Linked DNA regions of Homo sapiens: region 1 is linked to region 2. A link is a contact called in ENCODE Hi-C or POLR2A ChIA-PET data. All regions are on one chromosome and are shown on one strand. Each heading gives the region's core, a stretch centred on a gene start or an enhancer-like site at or near the end of the contact. The rest is flanking DNA. Distances are from core to core; before and after follow the strand shown. Region 1 holds the start of SLC12A7 (solute carrier family 12 member 7). Region 2 holds the start of PDCD6-DT (PDCD6 divergent transcript).

Region 1 (3,683 bases), core at 266-2,765, 840 kb after region 2:
GCCTTGAGAAGGGGCCGGCCAGACAAGAAGAGGCTCCTTCTGAGTGCGTTCCGGGGGCGTTGCTACAAAGCTCACACAGAAAGACCACGCCAGGGCCCACACTCCTTGGTGCTTCCTGCCTCCACGGTGGTGACTGGAGAGAAGGGGCTTGGACTCACGGACCCTGCTTAGTTAGCACTTCACCTGGTGTTGAGCCTGGCGCCCCGCCTGACCACTTCCAAGATCTGGGCTGGCCTCTGTGCAGAGGAAGCTGAGACCACTCTTCGCCCGCCACGGGGACCCTGATGACGCACCCCAGGCCACCAGGCCACTGCCTTCACGGTGGGTCCCCACCCGTGTCTCCGGGTTCCTAAACTGCCTGGAGGGGATGTCTGGCCTTTCCTGCCCGGGATGGTGGGTTAGGAAGGATCTGGGGTCTGGCACCGGACTTGTCCCTGGACAGACCTCACCTTCCTTCCACTGCCAGGGAGCAGGGAGGCTGCCACCCACTGCATGAGACCCGGGCACATGCGGGCACTGCCAGCACGCGGGGTGGGGGCTGGACTGAGTCCGGACACCTTCTCAGAGACTCCGGATGGAAGGGCCTAAGAGCCTCCGGTTTCTAGAGGGGGCTGAGATCCGGGGAGTAACTGGGATTTGGAGCCAGGATGGAGGGAACAGGGCTGGGGGATTCTCTCCCCAGCCCCGTCCCCACCCCCTAGAGAAAGTGAAAGTGCTAGAAACCTCCAGATTCCCGGAACGGGGGACGGGAACACGGAGGACGCGGCCTGAGCAAGGCCCCGGTGGCTGCCCCCTCCCCAGCCAGGGCGCAGTCCTTCCTGTTCCGCCTCTGGGGGGTGGGCGGCTCCTCCAGGGTCAGGCGGGGGCAGGACGGGCCGGCCCGGGCTAGTGTTACCGGACGGCCGCGGCGCAGGGGAAGGGAGAGCGCGGGGGACGCAGGACGCCCCGGCTCCCGAACCGCCCGGGTCTCCACCGCCACCCCTGTCCCACTAGGGACCACCCAGGGGCCCGGGCTCCCTCCGGAGGCGCGCTCCAGCCCCTCCCCGTTTCCATGGCTACCAGCAGCGGCGTCCACACCTCTGCCCCCGGTCCCACCCGAGCTGACCGTACCGGGAGCCCTGGCAGGGCCCCTCGCCCCCTAGCGCTGCCACTAACGTGGGGTGGGGGCCCTCGTGGGGGACCGAGAACAGGCGGTGGGGGCGCGGGAAGGGGCGCCTCCTGTACCCCCGGCCCCGCCGCCCGCCTCCGCTCCCGGATGCCGGGCCCAGACCCGCGCTCGGGGCGCTCGGCCTTTGTCCGGCCAGGTGCGGCCGCGCTCACCCGGGCTGGGGCGCTCGGGCTCGGGGCCCTCGGGGGTGCCCGGAGCCTCCGTCCGCTCGGCAGTCTCGTCCCCGCCGCCGTCGGCGTGAGCCTCCACGGGCACCACGGTGAAGTTGGTGGGCATGGCCGCCTGCAGCCGACAGTCCCCGTCCCGGCCCGGCCCGCGCTGCGCCGCTCCCGCCGACGCCACGGGACTTGGAGGCAGGGGCGGGGTCCGACCGAGCCGCCCCGCCCCGCCCGGGCCACGTGACTTCACCTGCTTGCCCCGCGGCCCCACGAAAAGTTGGCCCGCGGCGACTTCCTGCAGGGACCCCAACCCAGGCTGCGTCTGTCTGACCGCCGCGACCCGGGACGCGGGGCTTTCGCTGCCTGCGCTCCCGACCATCGCAGAGCCCGCGAATCCCCGCTCAGTCTCCTGCACCCCCTCCTGCTCCAGCCCCCTGCCCCTCCTGCTGGAACTCCCCGCCCTCCCCGCCCTCCCCGGCCCCCTCCCCGCCTCCCCTCTTGTCCCCTTCCCCGACCCCCCACTCCTGCTCCAGCCCCCTGCCCCTCCTGCACGCCCTTCTGCTGGAACCCCTCACCCCTCCTGCACCCCCCCACCCTTCCTGCACCCCCTCCTGCTGGGCCCCCCTGCCCCTATGAACCCCCTCCTGCTGGAACCCCTGCCCTTTCTGCACCCCCTCCTGCTGGGCCCCTCCTCCTTCTGCGCCCCCTCCCGCACCCCCTCCTGTTTGCCCCCCATTTCCTGCTCCAGCCCCCTACCCCTCCTTCTTCCCCCTCCTGTTCCCCCCTGCCATCCTCCAGCACCCACCTCCCACACAGTCCGCCCACCCACTCCAGGCTGTCAACACCCGCTCAGACCCTGGGCTCCTAGCCTGGCTCCTGGCTAGCCCAACCTGGCTGCAAAGGCAACTCCAGTGGAAGGAGCCTTGGATAGCCTGGGGGTGGGGTACTCCGGAGCTTGGTCCAGCTCCAGTTTAGGGACCTAACCCAGTAGAGGGAGTCCCCCCCCCCACCCATGACAAATACCACCCACGAAGACCCCAGTCTCCTCCACACCTGCCCCAGGAGTGCCCCGCGGCCCCTGCCCTAGAACCCTCCCTTCCCTCCTTGGGAAATGTTCCAGAAGCTCACAGGGTGATGCAGGGAAGGTGGAGTTCCAGAACCCACCAGGCAGACACCAGGATACCACCGGCCAGCACCTGGCACATTTCTCAACAAATGACTCATGAAAAACGGAACAATCAGATGTCCGTCAATGGGGAATTGGGCTAAAATGCTATGGCACACAGGTGCAATGAGTCAGCCTTTATTCCTAATCACCCACAACTGCTGTACGACAACAAAGCAGAAACACAGGTGGTGTGGGCAAACACGGCCACAGCCTCTTGTCACGTGGAAAATGGGTATGGCCTGGCCATGTTTTAGCCGCTTGCCTGTCTAATCCTAAAAGGCAGCTGGAGGGGAGTGATGGCCTCCGGGCTGTGGGATCACCGGGCTCTGTGGGTTCAAGGAACGCAAGCCCAACCTCTCCAGCCATTTCCAGTAAAGCCAGTCATGCCCTGGGGTGGCCTAGGGTTCTACCCCTTTGCCCCATGGACTCTTCTGGGCAGAAGCTGTAGGCCTGGGACCCTCCTGGAACGTCGCCCATCCAGCACCAGCCCTTGCAGAGGTGGGGGTTCCTCTGGCCTGGGTGTCTGGAGCTGTGCCTGCTCCACACTCTCACCCCACCTCCCACCAAAGGGAGCTCAGGGCTGTGGATGGTGCTAGGTCAGCTGCCTCCCTGGGTCAGTGGGTTGGAAGGTAGGAAACCATCACCTCCCCAGAAGATAAAATAGTTCCCAGGCATCCTTATGAGGAGGGCTGGCTTTGCTAAAAAGATCCAGGGGGTGGGAACAGAAGTGCCCAATGGGGTCAATTATAGGGTTCACACTTAGGGTGCTGGGTAAACCCTCTCCTCAGTCACCCCAGCAGGGGCTTCTGTACATTCAACCCTGGTTGCCACCCAGCGCTATTCCCGAGGGTTGGACAGAGCTCAGGGTGGGCACGAGGCCTTCCCAAGTGATGCCAGCAGGAGCAACAGATGTGCAGGGCTCCCGTCGCACATCCAAGCTCTGCTTCACACCCCAGGACCCCAGGGCCGGCTGCCCGCCATGTGCTGGCTGTGGACCTTCAGAGGAGCTGGTTTGGAGGGTCTGTGGCCAGGGCCAGCTCCCGGACTCAGGACTCATCAGCTTCATTTTACAGAGGAGGAAACTGAGGCCCAGGAGTTTAGGGTCCTGTGGCAGCTCCGAGGGTGGTCTTCTCTGTGATTACAAAATCTTGACTAGGACCAGGGGCCATGGCTGAAGCACCTGGGTGGG
Region 2 (4,229 bases), core at 1-2,500:
GAAATAACCCCATGAAATAATGAGAATAATTGTAGTATTCTGAACCGGGGCACAGGACACAGGACCGGGGTGGAAGGCGGCACGAGACTACGCGCGTGGGAAAGACCCAGGGATCACAGTGGCCCAAAGCTGGGCACTTCCCAATTCCGGGATTTGTGCTACAGGCACTCCAGGCTCCACCTTAGAACTGTGTCCAGCACGAAGGCAGTGCTGTCTTGCGGGAGGCAGGGCTGCACCACCACCGGGGTGTGAAGGGGCCCAGCAGGCAGGGGTGTGAAGGGGCCCAGCAGTGTTTCCAGCTGCACGGGGTCAGGGGCCGCGCTGATGCAGAGCACGGGGGCGCAGGTTAAACCTAAAGGAGGGAAGCTTTTGGGGGCGGAACAGACAACCGAGAATGCTGCACACTGCCTTTCCCACCCGAATTGTGTTTTGACTTTTTTTTTTTTTTTTTTTTGAGACAGAGTTTTGCACTTGTTGCCCAGGCCTGGAGTGCAATGGCCCGATCTCGGATCACTGCAACCTCCTCCTCCCGGTTTCAAGCAATTCTCCTGCCTCAGCCTCCCGAGTAGCTGGGATTACAGGTGTGCACCATCACGCCCGGTTAGTTTTGTATTTTTAGTAGATACGGGGTGTCTCCCAATTGGCCAAGGCTGGTCTCGAACTCCCGACTTCAGGTAATCCACTGGCCTTGGCCTCCCAAAGTGCTGGGATTACAGGCGTGAGCCACCGCGCCCGGCCTGCTTTTGCTTTCTTTTTTTTTTTTTTTTTTTTGGCAGAGTCTCGCTGTCCACCCCTGTAGTGCAGTGAGCTCGGCTCCCTGCGGCCTTGACCTCCCGGGCTCAGGCAATCCTCCCGCCTCAGCCCACGGAGTAGATGGGACCACAGGAGCCCACCACGCCCGACTACTTTTTGTAATTTTTGTAGGGATGGGGTCTATCCATGCTGCCCAGGCTGGTCCGAACTGCTGGGCTCAAGAGCTCCGCCCGCCTCCGCCTCCCAAAGGGCAGGGATCACAGGTGTGAGCTACCGCGCCCCGCCCAGAGTTTCCGACTGTTAGCAAATCACATTCACCTCAAAACTATTTATACAAGAACTGAAAGGCAAACTAAGTCCGTGCTCCATCACTTCCTGTCCCAGGTCGCGGGGCCGGACATTTTCTCCAAGCGCTTTCCTGGCACAGCGCGCAGGCGGCCTGCGCCAAAGCTCTGGCTTCCTCCAGGCGCCCAGACCCCGCCCTCCCCGCAGGCGCCAGGGCGTTGCCTGGCAACTTAGCTGCGAGGGGATTGGCTGCGCGGGACCCCGTGACCATCCCGGAGACCACGCATTTCCTGCGCCCCCGGAAGTGGTGATAATGCCAGGCCCTGCCCCCGGCAGAGGCGGAAGCGGAGTCGGCCTGAGAGGTCTCTCGTCGCTGCAGGCGCCTCAGCCCAGCCGCGTGCCTTGGCCCATGGCCGCCTACTCTTACCGCCCCGGCCCTGGGGCCGGCCCTGGGCCTGCTGCAGGCGCGGCGCTGCCGGACCAGAGCTTCCTGTGGAACGTTTTCCAGAGGTGCGGCCTGGCACCGCCCGGGCACCTCCCGCCTCCGCCGCGGCGGCCCCGACCCCTGTCCCGACTCCCCCGACCAACCCCGTTCCCTGCCGGTTCTACTGCGGCCTCCTCCGTCCCCTGTCGGGTCCCCCGCGGCCCCCTCCCGTCCCCTGCCGCCGCCCCCGACCCCTGCCCCAGCCGACGCGGCCGCCCCCGTCCCCTGGCGGGTCCCCCGCGGTCTCCCCCGTCCGCTGCCCGGTCTCCTGGGGCCGCCCCTGCCTCCTGCCCGGTCCCTGTCCTGTGCGTCGGGCCCTTCCCAAGATGCAGAGTGCGCCACTGCAGACCCGAGGTCGCGGCCACCGGCTCCTGGGCTAGGCCCTTTTTCTCGCCTCAAGAGCCGCCAGGTGGAGGGTCTCCAGGGTGCTTGTTTGGGGAAAGCGGAAACAGACTGCCTGGGCGCTGTTAAAATGTCAGCAGCCAAGGAAGAAGCAGCGACCTGGCGTCTGCTCGGGCCAGGTGACCTTTATGGCGGCGCCTTCTGTCCCTGGTCGCTTTTCCACCGAATGTCCGAAACTGTAGTGACTGATGGCCAGGGAATGGCTTAGTTATCTGAGGGAATCTTGTCTTGTCTGTGAAAAAGGGAAACGGGTGCAAATGGGAATTCAGACAGGCCAGGAGAGGAAGGAAGGGAAGGATTGAGGTGAAGATGATTGTCCTCTTAGGGGAAGACCACACTGGACGTCGGCTCCTGGGGCACTTCCTTGATTCCGCTGTACTCCTCAGCGGGACGGGAGAGGCGGAGGTTCCAGGAGGGAGCCTTCCAGAGTCGGTGCAGGGTTGACAGAAGACGTTTGTTTTGCTTTTCCTGAACTTTCGATCGCCAGCTTATTTGGTCTTCTTGATGTTATAGGGTCGATAAAGACAGGAGTGGAGTGATATCAGACACCGAGCTTCAGCAAGCTCTCTCCAACGGTGAGTGGGCCAGTGGGAACTGGGTCTCCGGACCAAGAAGCCGCGAGCCTGCCCTGTTCACAGTGGATAACTTTCTGAAGTTGTTTTTCCAAGGACAAAGGAATCATTAGGACAAATTGTTATTACTGCTTCGTAGTGGAGATGCTTCTGGTTTATTTTGTGGCTACCGCTGTTACTGCTTGGAGTGCCTCACCGAGCCAGCTAACAACTGCGTGCGTGAGCACAGGGAAAGGCTTCTTGAGAAATGAAAACTAGATTGTAGGTTTAGGAGGGGAATAGGAAGCTTAGCTCTGTACAGCCGAAAGCCTTTTGGTAAGTTGGAGGTCCTTGAATTTCCTGGGTGACTGCATCTTGGTGACTTCTCTGAATAGACCTTCGAGGGCACTGGGGGGTGATTGTTGGAGGGCTTGGGGAGCTCAGGCAGCCCTTGTATGGGAATGTGGCTGTTACAGGAACTGCAGAAACTGGGACTGGGTTCCTGGGGAAAGGATTGGGGGTGTTGGAGGCGCTGGCCAGGGGATTATGGGGAGGTGTTCTTATCAGTGTGCGAATACTGGGCGTTCAGGCAGCGGGAAATCCGGGTCCTTGCGTGTTGTGAGCTCCCTGGAATTACGTTCTTGCCAGTTTCAGCTCAGTTGATCCCCCTCCCCTCCGCTATCATTGGACACATTTTACTTCATTGAAACCTGACTGCCACTTTTTCTGTAATCCCTCAGGGGCAGTCATCTTTTCTGATTCTGTGTATAGTTTGCTTTTCCAGATCCGTGCCATTTAAGCTAGAAAAGGGGTCAGTTTTGAGATGTTGTGAAAATGTTGAAAGGCTTCTTGTTATTAGTGGGAAGTATCTGAAGTTGCCAGAGACTGAACTGGGGCGCGGGGAGCACTACGGCTGCTAGACACTGCCTCACTGCGCTGTGGGTGGGGGGGTGCTGGATTCAGCCTTACTGCCTAATGATTTGTGAGGATTTGTGTTTTCAGAGTAACATTTTTACCTTATATTACGACATCAGTTCCTAATATGTGGCGTGTGGGCCACAGATGCTGGTGTATTATTTCACATGCATTTCTATAGATTGTTTTCAGGGAATTCAGAAATGCTGTTATCTCTACACTAGTGATTGTGCTTTCTTGGTTTTTCTCTTTTCATTATTCTTAAATCCTCGTTTTTTTTTTTTTTATTTGCATCTCAGTTCGTTTTTACTCGGGAAGTGCAAGACGTGGCTACTAGAAAGAGATGTCAAGAGAACCCGGAATCCAGTAGGCTACAATTTGGCAAATCTCAGCTTAAAACTTCCTAAATGTTGACCACAGTGGATGCAAATGGCTCTGTGCATCACCTGTTAAATATGGTCAGATGACCATCCAGGTTCAAGTGGTTTGTCACCAGGGTGATACAAGCCACACGGAGTGCCCTCCTCAGAGGCCATGTTTCAGAGACATTTATTTTGAGTGGTTTTCCAATGAGTGATGCAAGATTTATGATCCATTTTAACAGCCTGCTTTTTATGCATTTGCTCTAATTTTTAGATTTTAGGTTTAGTTTTAGGTTTTCTGTTAAACTTGCTCAAATAGGAGTGGTGGTCAAATACTGGACCGCATTAGTATGGTAGCCTGCCCACCTTGGCAGGCTCCACTGGAGTGCTTTGGGGCCTGCCTGGATTCCAGTCCTGGCTCTACCAGTTTTGTGTCCTCGCCGTTACTGGGAGGGAGTATTGAGGAAATGCATGCGA

What was found. A loop is a pair of places that touch in the nucleus more often than their neighbours do. ChIA-PET counts read pairs that join two places held with the same protein, here RNA polymerase II (POLR2A). Pooled maps may share reads with other maps.
Region 1: a loop to region 2 is called in a pooled map, with 10 times the contacts of the local background. The contact joins the promoter of SLC12A7 here to the promoter of PDCD6-DT in region 2. A Hi-C loop is called at or near these places in 1 of 37 single-sample maps with no recorded cell type and 6 of 50 pooled maps. POLR2A ChIA-PET finds 5 or more read pairs at or near these places in 2 of 52 experiments (B cell and Caco-2).

The regions. Positions count from the first base shown.
Region 1 is chr5:1,110,548-1,114,230 of GRCh38, forward strand. SLC12A7 (solute carrier family 12 member 7) reads right to left here and starts at 1,516. Exons shown (of 24, transcript NM_006598.3): 1 at 1,321-1,516. The coding sequence starts at 1,444.
Region 2 is chr5:270,274-274,502 of GRCh38, forward strand. It overlaps PDCD6-DT (PDCD6 divergent transcript), which reads right to left and starts at 1,251. Exons shown (of 2, transcript NR_104613.1): 1 at 1,072-1,251. It overlaps PDCD6 (programmed cell death 6), which reads left to right and starts at 1,373. Exons shown (of 6, transcript NM_013232.4): 1 at 1,373-1,548; 2 at 2,438-2,499. The coding sequence starts at 1,448. It overlaps PDCD6-AHRR (PDCD6-AHRR readthrough (NMD candidate)), which reads left to right and starts at 1,373. Exons shown (of 13, transcript NR_165163.2): 1 at 1,373-1,548; 2 at 2,438-2,499. RefSeq lists enhancers at 1-414, 1,076-1,165 and a silencer at 1,456-1,665.